Linked DNA regions of Homo sapiens: region 2 is linked to region 1. A link is an interaction called in ENCODE POLR2A ChIA-PET data of the cell type or tissue named here. Cell type or tissue: B cell. All regions are shown on one strand.

Region 1 (5,000 bases):
CTTAAAGCCAGACAGAAAGATCAATATTCCTAAAATTCTCACATGAAACACCACCACCAGAGTCCGGTTTACATTACAGACAAAAGTAGACAAAGGAAGGTGGATAGGTTTTACAGAATGTTCAAGGATGGGATCATTTAGTTACATTGTTATAGTAAACTTAAGTATTTTAATTTTTTGGAGGGGAGCAATTTTTAAAAATACGTATTATTTTTTCCTAGGAATTCTCTTTCAAGAAATGTCTCCTGGCCGGGTGCAGTGGCTCACACCTGTAATCCCAGCAATTGGGAGGCCAAGGCAGGTAGATCACCGGAGGTCAGGAGTTCGAGATCAGCCTCGCCAAAATGGTGAAACCCTGTCTCTACTAAAAATACAAAAAGTTAGCTGGGCGTGGTGGCAGGTGCTTGTAATTCCAGCTACTCGGGAGGCTGAGGCAGGAGAATCATTTGAACCCAGGAGGCAGAGGTTGCAGTGAGCTGAAATTGTGCCACTGAACTCCAGCCTGGGCAACAAGAGCGAAACTCCGTCTTAAAAAACAAAAAAACAGAAATGTATCCTGCAGAAATGTCAGCAGAAGACTTTCAAAGCCATAAGGATGTGGATATTCACCGAAATGTCACATGTGTATAAAGACAAACTGGAGGCTGGGTGTGGTGGCATGGTGGCTCATGCCTGTAATCCCAGCACTTTGGGAGGCCTAGGAGGACAGATCACCTGAGGTCAGGAGTTTGAGACCAGCCTGGCCAACATGGAGAAACTCCATCTACTAAAAATACAAAAATTAGCTGGACGTGGTGGTGCGTGCCCATAGTCCCAGCGTGGGAGACTGAGACAGGAGAATCACTTGAACCTGAAAGATGGAAGTTGCAGTGAGCTGAAATCATGCCACTACACTCCAGACTAGGCAACAGAGTGAGACTCTGTCTCAAAAAAAAAAAAAAAAAAAAAAAAAGGAAAGGAAAAATCAGGCCAGGTACAGTGAATTATGCCTGTAATCCCAATACTGTGGGAGACCAAGGTAGGAGGATTGTTTGGGAGGCCAAGGCCAAGGTAGGAGGATTGCTTGATCCCAAGAGTTCCAAACCAGCCTGGGCAACATGGAAAAACTCCATCTCTAGAAAAAATTTAAAAGCTATCTAGGTATGGTGACACACACTTGTAGTCCTAGCTACTCGGGAGGCTGAGGCAGGAGGGTCTCTTGAGCCCAGGAGTTCGAGACTGCAGTGAGCTATGATGGTGTCACTGCACTCCAGCTTGGGCAACAGAGTGAGACCCCTGTCTCTAAAAAGAAAGGAAAAAAAAAATCAAGCAGCAGAAGAGTATTATGTAGAATGAGCCCAGTTAGGAGAGAGTATGTATAATACACAGCCACTAGGAAAGTCTGGGAGACTACCTGCAAGCCATTAACAATCCCTAGTTCTATCAACTAGCATTACAAAGGACTTCCACTTAGGTTTTTATGTCCTCATTATTTCCATTTTAAAACTAACCATGTTAGTACTTCTATAATCAGAAAACGTATGACACTTTAAAATATTGAAGTCTTTTTTAGGAGAAGTCAAATAGGCCACTGACCACTGCCTATTTAAAAAAAAAAAAAAAAGAAGAAAAGGAAAAAAAAATTAGTGAGTCAAAAGTCTTTGATATTGCCAAACATTTTAAATAAGCAGTGTTCAATAAATCTATGCCATGAGCCGGGCATGGTAGCTCATACCTGTAATTCTAGCACTTTGGGAGGCTGAGGTGGGCGGATCACTTGGGGCCAGGAGTTCAAGACCAGTCTGGCCAACATGGCGAAACCCCATCTCTACTAAAAATACAAAAATTAGCTGGGCGTGGCGGCGCGTGCCTGTAATGCCAGCTACTCAGGAGTCTGAGGCAGGCGAATGGCTTGAACCTGGAAGGCAGAGGTTGCAATGAACCAAGATTGCGCCACTGCACTCCAGCCTGGGCCACAGAGTGAGACTCCATCTCAAAAAAAAAAAAAAAAGAAAAGAAGAAATCTGTCATTCTCATAAGGTTTTTAGGATGATCAAACAAGATAAAGGCACACAAAAGAGCTTTAAAAAAACTCTATGCCATGGACATTAAGCAAGATCAAGAAATGAAGAAGAATCAGACATCAGAAATTGATGAGCTGCTTGAAGTGCATAGCAGTATTTTAAAAATAGATTTCTACAGGATTACAGAAATAGGGTGGGGTAAGCAGGACACTTATCATTTTTTTCAGAGAAAGAAAATGGCAGAGCAAAGATGTTCTCTCCTATTCGGAGGTAGCAGACCATTTCTGTGGTCAGCAGGAAACACAGATTAGAGGAAGCAGCAAGGTAGTGCTGGGGAACTTTTAAAGCCCAAGGAAGGCCAGGCGTAGTAGCTCATGCCTGTAATCCCAGCATTTTGGAAGGTTGAGGCGGGTGGAACACTTGAGCTCAGGAGTTCAAGACCAGTCTAGCCAACATGGCGAAACACCCATCTCTACTAAAAATACCAAAACTAAGGCTGGGCATGGTGGCTCACACCTGTAATCCCAGCGCTTTGGGAGGTAGAGGCGCATGGATCACTTGAGGTCAGGAGTTAGAGACCTAACCTGGCTAACATGGTGAAACCCCGTCTCCACTAAAAATACAAAAAATTAGTTGGCTGTGGTGGCCAGCGCCTGTAATCCCAGCTACTTGGGAGGCTGAGGCAGGAGAATTGCTTGAACCTGGGAGGCAAAGACTGCAGTGACTTGGGATCACACCACTGTACTCCAGCCTGGGCAACAGAGTGAGACTCTTCTTCAATAATAATAATAATAATAATAATAATAATAATAATAATGCCCAAGGAACTGTGGAGATAGAGCTTTCCTCTTAAAACAGAAAGAAAAAGAAATACTAAAAAATGTAGCTGCCATGAATAGTAGCCAAACTTTTAAGAAGGTTCTTTGTTTACACTTCTTTCAGTTTTACTTTCTTACAATGTGGAACAATAAAATGTTTCCTATTTGATAGGGCAGCCAGCTTTTCCCCTAAAGGAAAACCAGAGGTTAGAGGTTTAGGCCAGGAGCCTTATAAAGACAGGAAACCATTTCACACACCTCTGCTTACTTAGCTAATGGGTTGCTTTTCTCTGTAAGATAAGATTGAGATAGCCAGGCGTGGTGGCTCATGCCTGTAATCCCAGCAATTTAGGAGGCTGAGGCGGGAGGATCATTTGGGGTCAGGAGTTCGAGACCAGCCTGACCAACATGGTGAAACCCTGTCTCTACTAAAAATACAAAAAAAAAAAAAAAAAAAGAAAGAAAGAAAAAAAAATTAGCCAGGCATGGTGGTGCATGCCTGTAATCCCAGCTACTCAGGAGGCTGAGGCAGGAGAATCACTTGAACCCGGGAGGCGGAGGTTGCAGTGAGCCGAGATTGCACCACTGCACTCCAGCTTGGGTGACAGAGCGAGACTCTGTCTCAAAAAAAAAAAAAAAAAAAAAAAGATTAAGATAAATACAGGATAAGAAAAAACAAGAACTGGCTAAATACAGACATTTGTCCTTTTTTTCCTTCACCCTTGATCTGGAGAGGGGGGTGTCTGGAGCTTATTCCTTTGGTTTCAACTTCTCGAACAGCGTTAGCTTATAACTGTCTTTGAAGTGAGCTTGCTAGGCAGAGGAAAACTTGTTCTTCTTTTCTTTCTTTTTTTTTTGAGATGGAGTCTCACTCTTTTGCCCAGGCTGGAGTGCAGTGGTGTGATCTTGGCTCACTGCAACCTCTGCCTCCTGGGTTCATGCCATTCTCCTGCCTCAGCCTCCCGAGTAGCTGGGATTACAGGCCCCTGCCACCATGCCTGGCTTATTTTTTGTATTTTTAGTAGAGATGGGGTTTCACCGTGTTAGCCAGGATGGTCTCGATCTCTTGACCTCACGATCTGCCTGCCTCAGCCTCCCAAAGTGCTGGGATTACAGGGGTGAGCCACCGTCCAGCCCTTCTTTACTTTTTAACCCTTGTCTTGCCACATTCTGGGCCTTGGTTTTTACTTCTTAGACTAGGTCACTACAACCTTCTTATAGCCTTGTCTGTTACTTTTCTTGGAATGAATGAATGCAGTACTTCTTCTTATTATTATTTTTAAATTTCTGCCTCAAGCTAAACAAACTCACTCAAAGTTTGCAAACCATCCCTTAGAAAATTGTGAAGTCATTAAATACAGCTATTGTAGGAAGTAATGTTAGTTCATAAAATGCATTAGATATTAATCACTGAAGTTTAATTGACTCATCAGGCTTATTTAGTTTTTCTTTTCTTTCCTAATTTCTACCTATATTCTTTTATGTTTGTGTTAAAGATGCCTCTGGAAGTTCTCTGAACTGAAAGGTTTATTTCTTCTTCATTTCTGATAATCTGATTAACAAGATTTTATAGTCTAAAAGAATCTTAGAGCACAGATAGAAAATAAACCACTTACCTTGTAGTTGAAGGTTCACAAATAAGTTATTTTATTTATTTATTTATGTATTTATGAATGACAGTCTCTCTCTGTCACCCAGGCTGGAGTGCAGTGGCACCATCTCAGCTCACTGCAATCTCTACCTCCCGGGTTCAAGAGATTCTCCTGCCTCAGCCTCCTGAGTAGCTGGGATTACAGGCATGTACCACCACGCCCGGCTAATTTTTGTATTTTTAGTAGAGACGGGGTTTCACCATATTGGCCAGGCTGGTCTTGAACTCCTGACCTCAGGTGATCCACCTGCCTCAGCCTCCCAAAATGCTAGGATTACAGTTGTGAGCCACCGTGCCTGGCCAACTTTCCTTTTTTAATAACAAAACAATCTGGTTTTTCAGTGAAAACAGCAAACCCACTCCCTAATAGTTCTAAATGCTAGATCACTAGGTCCTTAAATTGCCGAAGTCCTCACAATTTACAAAGTACCATTTGCATCTAACAAAACCCCCTAGTGGGCCTCAGTCTCTCAGCTATCACTGCTGAGGTCCAGTCCCCCCACCCATTCCTCCCTCACCCTCGGGTCC
Region 2 (5,000 bases), 110 kb before region 1:
AGTATGAGGCCAGCCTGGGCAACATAGTGAGACCCCATCTCTCAAAAATTAAACACAACCATTTTGGTTACCTTCAAAAGATTAAAAGTCACAAGCCAATTTGAACAATGTGACTTATGTCTTAATAGCATTAAATTTTTTCTATAACTTAATATTTCAAATGCCTTGCCCTGAACTTTATGTTTAGTGTCTACAATGTTAAATCTACAATATATTGTATTTATTAGCATAATAAATCACTCAAGTCCAGAAAACAGAATTCTGTTGTTATAATTTAAGTAACTTTAAATAAGACACTTTTGCCCTCTTATTTCTGAATAACTAAAATTAGTATACTTTTAGTTTACAAAATGCTTTCATATTTTTCTCATTTAAAAATCAAGGCTGGGCGCGGTGGCTCATGCCTGTAATCCCAGCACTTTGGGAGGCTGACGCGGGTGGATCATGAGGTCAGGAGATCGAGACTACCCTGGCTAACACGGTGAAACCCCATCTCTACTAAAAATACAAAAAATAAGCCATGCGTGATGGCGGGTTCCTGTAGTCCCAGCTATTCAGGAGGCTGAGGCAGGAGAATTGTATGAACCCAGGAGGCAGAGCTTGCAGTGAGCCGAGATTGCGCCACTGCACTCCAGCCTGGGCGACAGAGCAAGCCTCTACCTCAAAAACAAAAAAAAAAGAAAAATCACAATAATTCCTGTAAAGAACTTGTATATATTCTTTTATTTTTTTAATTATTTTTTGCTTCTACTTTATTTATTTATTTTTTTAAGAGATAGGTCTCACCACGTTGCCCAGCCTGGTCTCCAACTCCTGAGTTCAAGCAATCCTTCTGCCTTGGCCTCCCAAAGTGCAGGGATTACAGGCGTGACCCACTGGATACAGCCTATGTAGACTTATTTTACATATGAAAACTTCACCTTAATGTCAATAGCTTTTTAAATCTAGTTTTATTTCATTTTATTTATTTTTTTTGAGACAGAGTTTCACTCTTTTCGCCCAGGCTGGAGTGCAATGGTGCAATCTCGGTTCATTGCAACCTCTGCCTCCCGGGTTCAAGCTATTCTCCTGCCTCAGCCTCCCAAGTAGCTGGGACTACAGGTGTGCACCACTATGCCTGGCTACTTTTTGTATTTTCAGTAGAGACAGGGTTTTACCATGTTGATCAGGTGGGTCTCAAACTCCAGACCTCAAGTGATCCGCCCGCCTCGGTTGGCCTCCCAAAGTGCTGGGATTACAGATGTGATCCAACGTACCTGGCCTGCTTTTTAAATCTAGCTTTGAAAAAGCATTTAGATATTTATAAACAACTTCAAAACAGGATGAGCGCGGTGGCTCACGCCTGTAATCCCAGCACTTTGGGAGGCCAAGGCAGGCAGATCACCTGAGGTCAGGAGTTCAAGACCAGCCTGGCCAACATGGTGAAACTCTGTCTCTACTAAAAATACAAACATTAGCCAGGCGTGGTGGCACACGCCTGTAGTCCCAGCTCCTCGGAAGGCTGAGGCAGGAGAATTGCTTGAACCCGGGAGGTGGAGGTTGCAGTGAGCTGAGATTGCGCCACTGCACTTCAGCCTGGGTGACAGAGTGAGACTCCATTTCAAAAAAAAAAAACCAAAAAAAAAAAAACCCAACCAACCAACCAAACAAATCCGAAACTTCAAAACAATCTAGAGGTTTATAAAGCATAACTTTATACTTTATAAACTCCTTGTCTCAGGAAATTACCACTGCTAATTTTTAAAATACTAGCAGAAATTTTCTATGCTTATAAAGTATGCATGTGTATACTGACACATTAAAAAAATACAAGCTGGGCACGGTGGCTCATGCCTATAATCCCAGCACTTTGGGTGGGAGGATCACCTGGACCCAGGACATTGAGACCAGCCTGGGCAACACAGGGAGACCCCACCTGTATAAAACTTTTTTTAAATATAAAAAAATTGAAAAGTACGATGGGAAGTCTATACACTGAGCTGCATCTTTCTTGTTTTTCATTATATATCTTGGTTATCTTTGTAATAATGTATAAATTATGAATAATATGTATAATGTATAAATTATGTATAATAATGTATAAAGAACACACAGATAAAGAACACACAGATATTGTTCATTCATTCATTTATAGGACTGTTATCCTGTGATGTGTTACTAAGTGACTGTCAGGCATATTATTTAATTCATATAATTCGAGGAGGCAAATGCTCTTAATGTTCCCATTTTATACACAAGAAAATGGAGGCTTACAAGAGGCCAAGTAATATGTTCAATGCCACATGGCTACTTAAGCAGAATGAGAATATGAACTCAAGTTGGGTTTCAGCCCCATCATCCTAATGATACACTATACCAGTGTTTTTCAAACTATTATATAATCCATCCATAGCATCTTAAAATGAAATAACATTAACATGCATCACATATGGGTAAACATTGTTTTATGGATGTTTTGTGTGCATGTATACAGGTTTACATTCTATTCACTGATTTTGCAGTGCGCTAATTCATGTTGCAGAATTTATTCCTATGAGTTACAGTCCTAAGTTTGTGAAACATTGTACAATCCCTTTACTCTCTAATACCACATCTTGATATCTAAGTGAAATGATATGTTTTAAAAATGTACTTACTGTATATCTTCAACTGGCAAATTTAGAGGATATTCTGTATTTTTCTTCACTTTCATTTCATTCCAGTAATCATTCAGCTTTTCTCCTAGTGCTGTTATTGTAAGTCTTAAAAAGTAAATCATAAAATCAAGAAAAAATTCTTTTCAAACATAAATCATAAATAATCTAGTAATGAGTACATAGACACTGTGAAGAGAAAAAACTCCAAAACATATAGTTAATAAAGAACATTCAAGGTATAGGTGACCCTTGAACAACACAGGTTTGAACTGCACTTATACACAATTTTCTTTCAATAAATTAGAAAATTTTTTAGAGAGTTATAACAATTTGAAAAAAACTTCCAAGAACTGCATTGCCCAGAAATATCCAAAAAATTAAGAATAAGTTAGATATGTCATGAATGCATAAAACATGCAAATACTAGTCTATTTTATAATTTACTACCATAAAATATACACAAAGCTATTTAAAAAGTTAAAATTTATCAAGACTGAAGCATATACAGACTGTAGGTGGTTTCATTTGCAGTCAAGAGAAATGTAAACAAAGATGCAGTCTTAAATTATAACTGCATAAGATTAATTATATACATACAATATTATTATAGTAATTTCATAGCCACCTCCTGTTGCTATTTTGATGGGCTCAAGTTTTTTATTTGCTTCAAGTGCCTTATGACATGCTTATCTCCATGTAAGCATCTCCAAGAAATTTTATATTGCAGTAAAAATCGTTTAGTGCAATACTGTAAACCTTGAAAAACACCACAGGACCCACACGAACTGCCACTAGTGATGCCAGTTGTTTTCCCAAGAAGCAAAGTCATAATATAAGAAAAAGTATAAATTGCTTGATATGTAGGTTGAGGCGCCTGAGTAGCTGGGGCCACAGGCACTTGCCACCACACCTGGCTAATTTTTTTTTTTTTTCATTTTTTGTAGAGACAGGGTATTGCTTTTTTGCCCAGGCTGCTCTCGAACTCCTGGCCTCAAGCTATTCTTGTCTCAGCCTCCCAAAGTGCTGGGATTACAGGGATGAGCCACCATGCCCAGCCTGTTTGAACAGGTTTTTAATGCAAACAAAAGTACTCTATTCTGGGAAAAAATGCCACAAAGAACACTTATTAGCAAAAAAGAGGAGCATAAACCAGGATTTAAGTCCAAGAACGGACAGGCTAACCCTACTGCTTTGTGCAAATGTAGTCAGGTTTATGATCAGGACTGCCATTATCTATAAAGATGCTAACCCTTAAGCCTTGAAGAGAAAAGACAAACACCAGCTGCCAGTCTTTTGGTTGCACAAATAGAAGGCCTGGATGAGAAATTCTTTTTCTGACTGGGTCTATTGATGCTTTGTTCCTGAAGTCAGGAATTAACTTGCCAGTAAAGGACTGCCTTTTACAGTTCTTTTGATATTGGACAAGGTACCCTGGCCACCCATAACCCCATGACTTCAATACCAAAGGCATCCAAGTGGTCTACTTGTCCCGAAACACAATGTCTCTAATTCAGCCTCTAGATAACAAGGAGGGTCATAAGACCTTTAAGGCTCATTACACACAGCAAATCTACGGAAAAGATTGTTAACGCTGTGGAAGACAATTCTGACAGAGAAAACATCATGAAAGTCTAGAATAACGATGCCATTATTAAGTACAGAAAAAGCTGTGAAAGAAATCAAGCTCAAAACAATAAATTCCTGCTATGTCCACATGTTGTGCATGACTTCACAGTATTTACAAGATAGCCAGTTGAGGAAATCATCAGAGAGATTGTGGATATACAGGAAAAAAAAGGTAGAGGGCAAAAAGTTTCAAGATATGGATGTTGCAGGAATTCAAGAGCGAACAGACACCACACCTGAGGAAATCAACTGAAGCCTACTTGATGGAGATGAGTGTTTCTGAACCAGTGTTAGACAGTGAGGAAGAAGACAGAAGAAGCAGTGCCCAGACAACAAACTGACATTAGACAATCCAGAAGGTGGGTTCCAATTATTCAAGACTGCTTTTGATTTCTTTTACAACATGGACACTTCTATGATACAGGCACTGAAACTGAAGCAGACAGTGTAAGAAGGATTGGTACTGTACAGAGATATTTTTATGAAAATAAAAATGCACTGGGCACGGTGGCTCACGCCTGTAATCCCAGCACTTTGGAAGACAGAGGCGGGCGGATCACAAGGTCAGGAGTTCAAGACCAGCCTGGCCAATATGGGGAAACCCCATCTCTACTAAACACACAAAAATTAGCCGGGCGTGATGGCGTGTGCCTGTAGTCCTAACTACTCAGGAGGCTGAGGCAGAAGAATCGCTTGAACCTGGGAGGCGGAGGTTGCAGTGAGCCAAGATGTGGGCAA

Evidence for each region. Peaks named below come from ENCODE experiments on the same cell type or tissue, not always from the same donor. Only the 100,000 strongest peaks of a DNase experiment are listed, where the experiment ranks them.
Region 2: POLR2A ChIA-PET joins it to region 1 with 5 read pairs; 5 of 35 experiments call an interaction of 5 or more read pairs at or near these places.

What each region holds. Positions count from the first base shown.
Region 1 is chr21:36,239,972-36,244,971 of GRCh38, reverse strand. All of the region lies in intron 18 of DOP1B (DOP1 leucine zipper like protein B), which reads right to left. Among named protein-coding and RNA genes, the nearest start is that of MORC3, 78 kb to the left of the region's middle. RefSeq lists an enhancer at 4,534-5,000. In B cell, no CTCF peak of the experiment used is centred here; no DNase peak of the experiment used is centred here; H3K27ac peaks cover 1,050 bases.
Region 2 is chr21:36,354,361-36,359,360 of GRCh38, reverse strand. It overlaps MORC3 (MORC family CW-type zinc finger 3), which reads right to left. Exons shown (of 17, transcript NM_015358.3): 10 at 2,637-2,741. Among named protein-coding and RNA genes, the nearest start is that of CHAF1B, 29 kb to the left of the region's middle. In B cell, no CTCF peak of the experiment used is centred here; no DNase peak of the experiment used is centred here.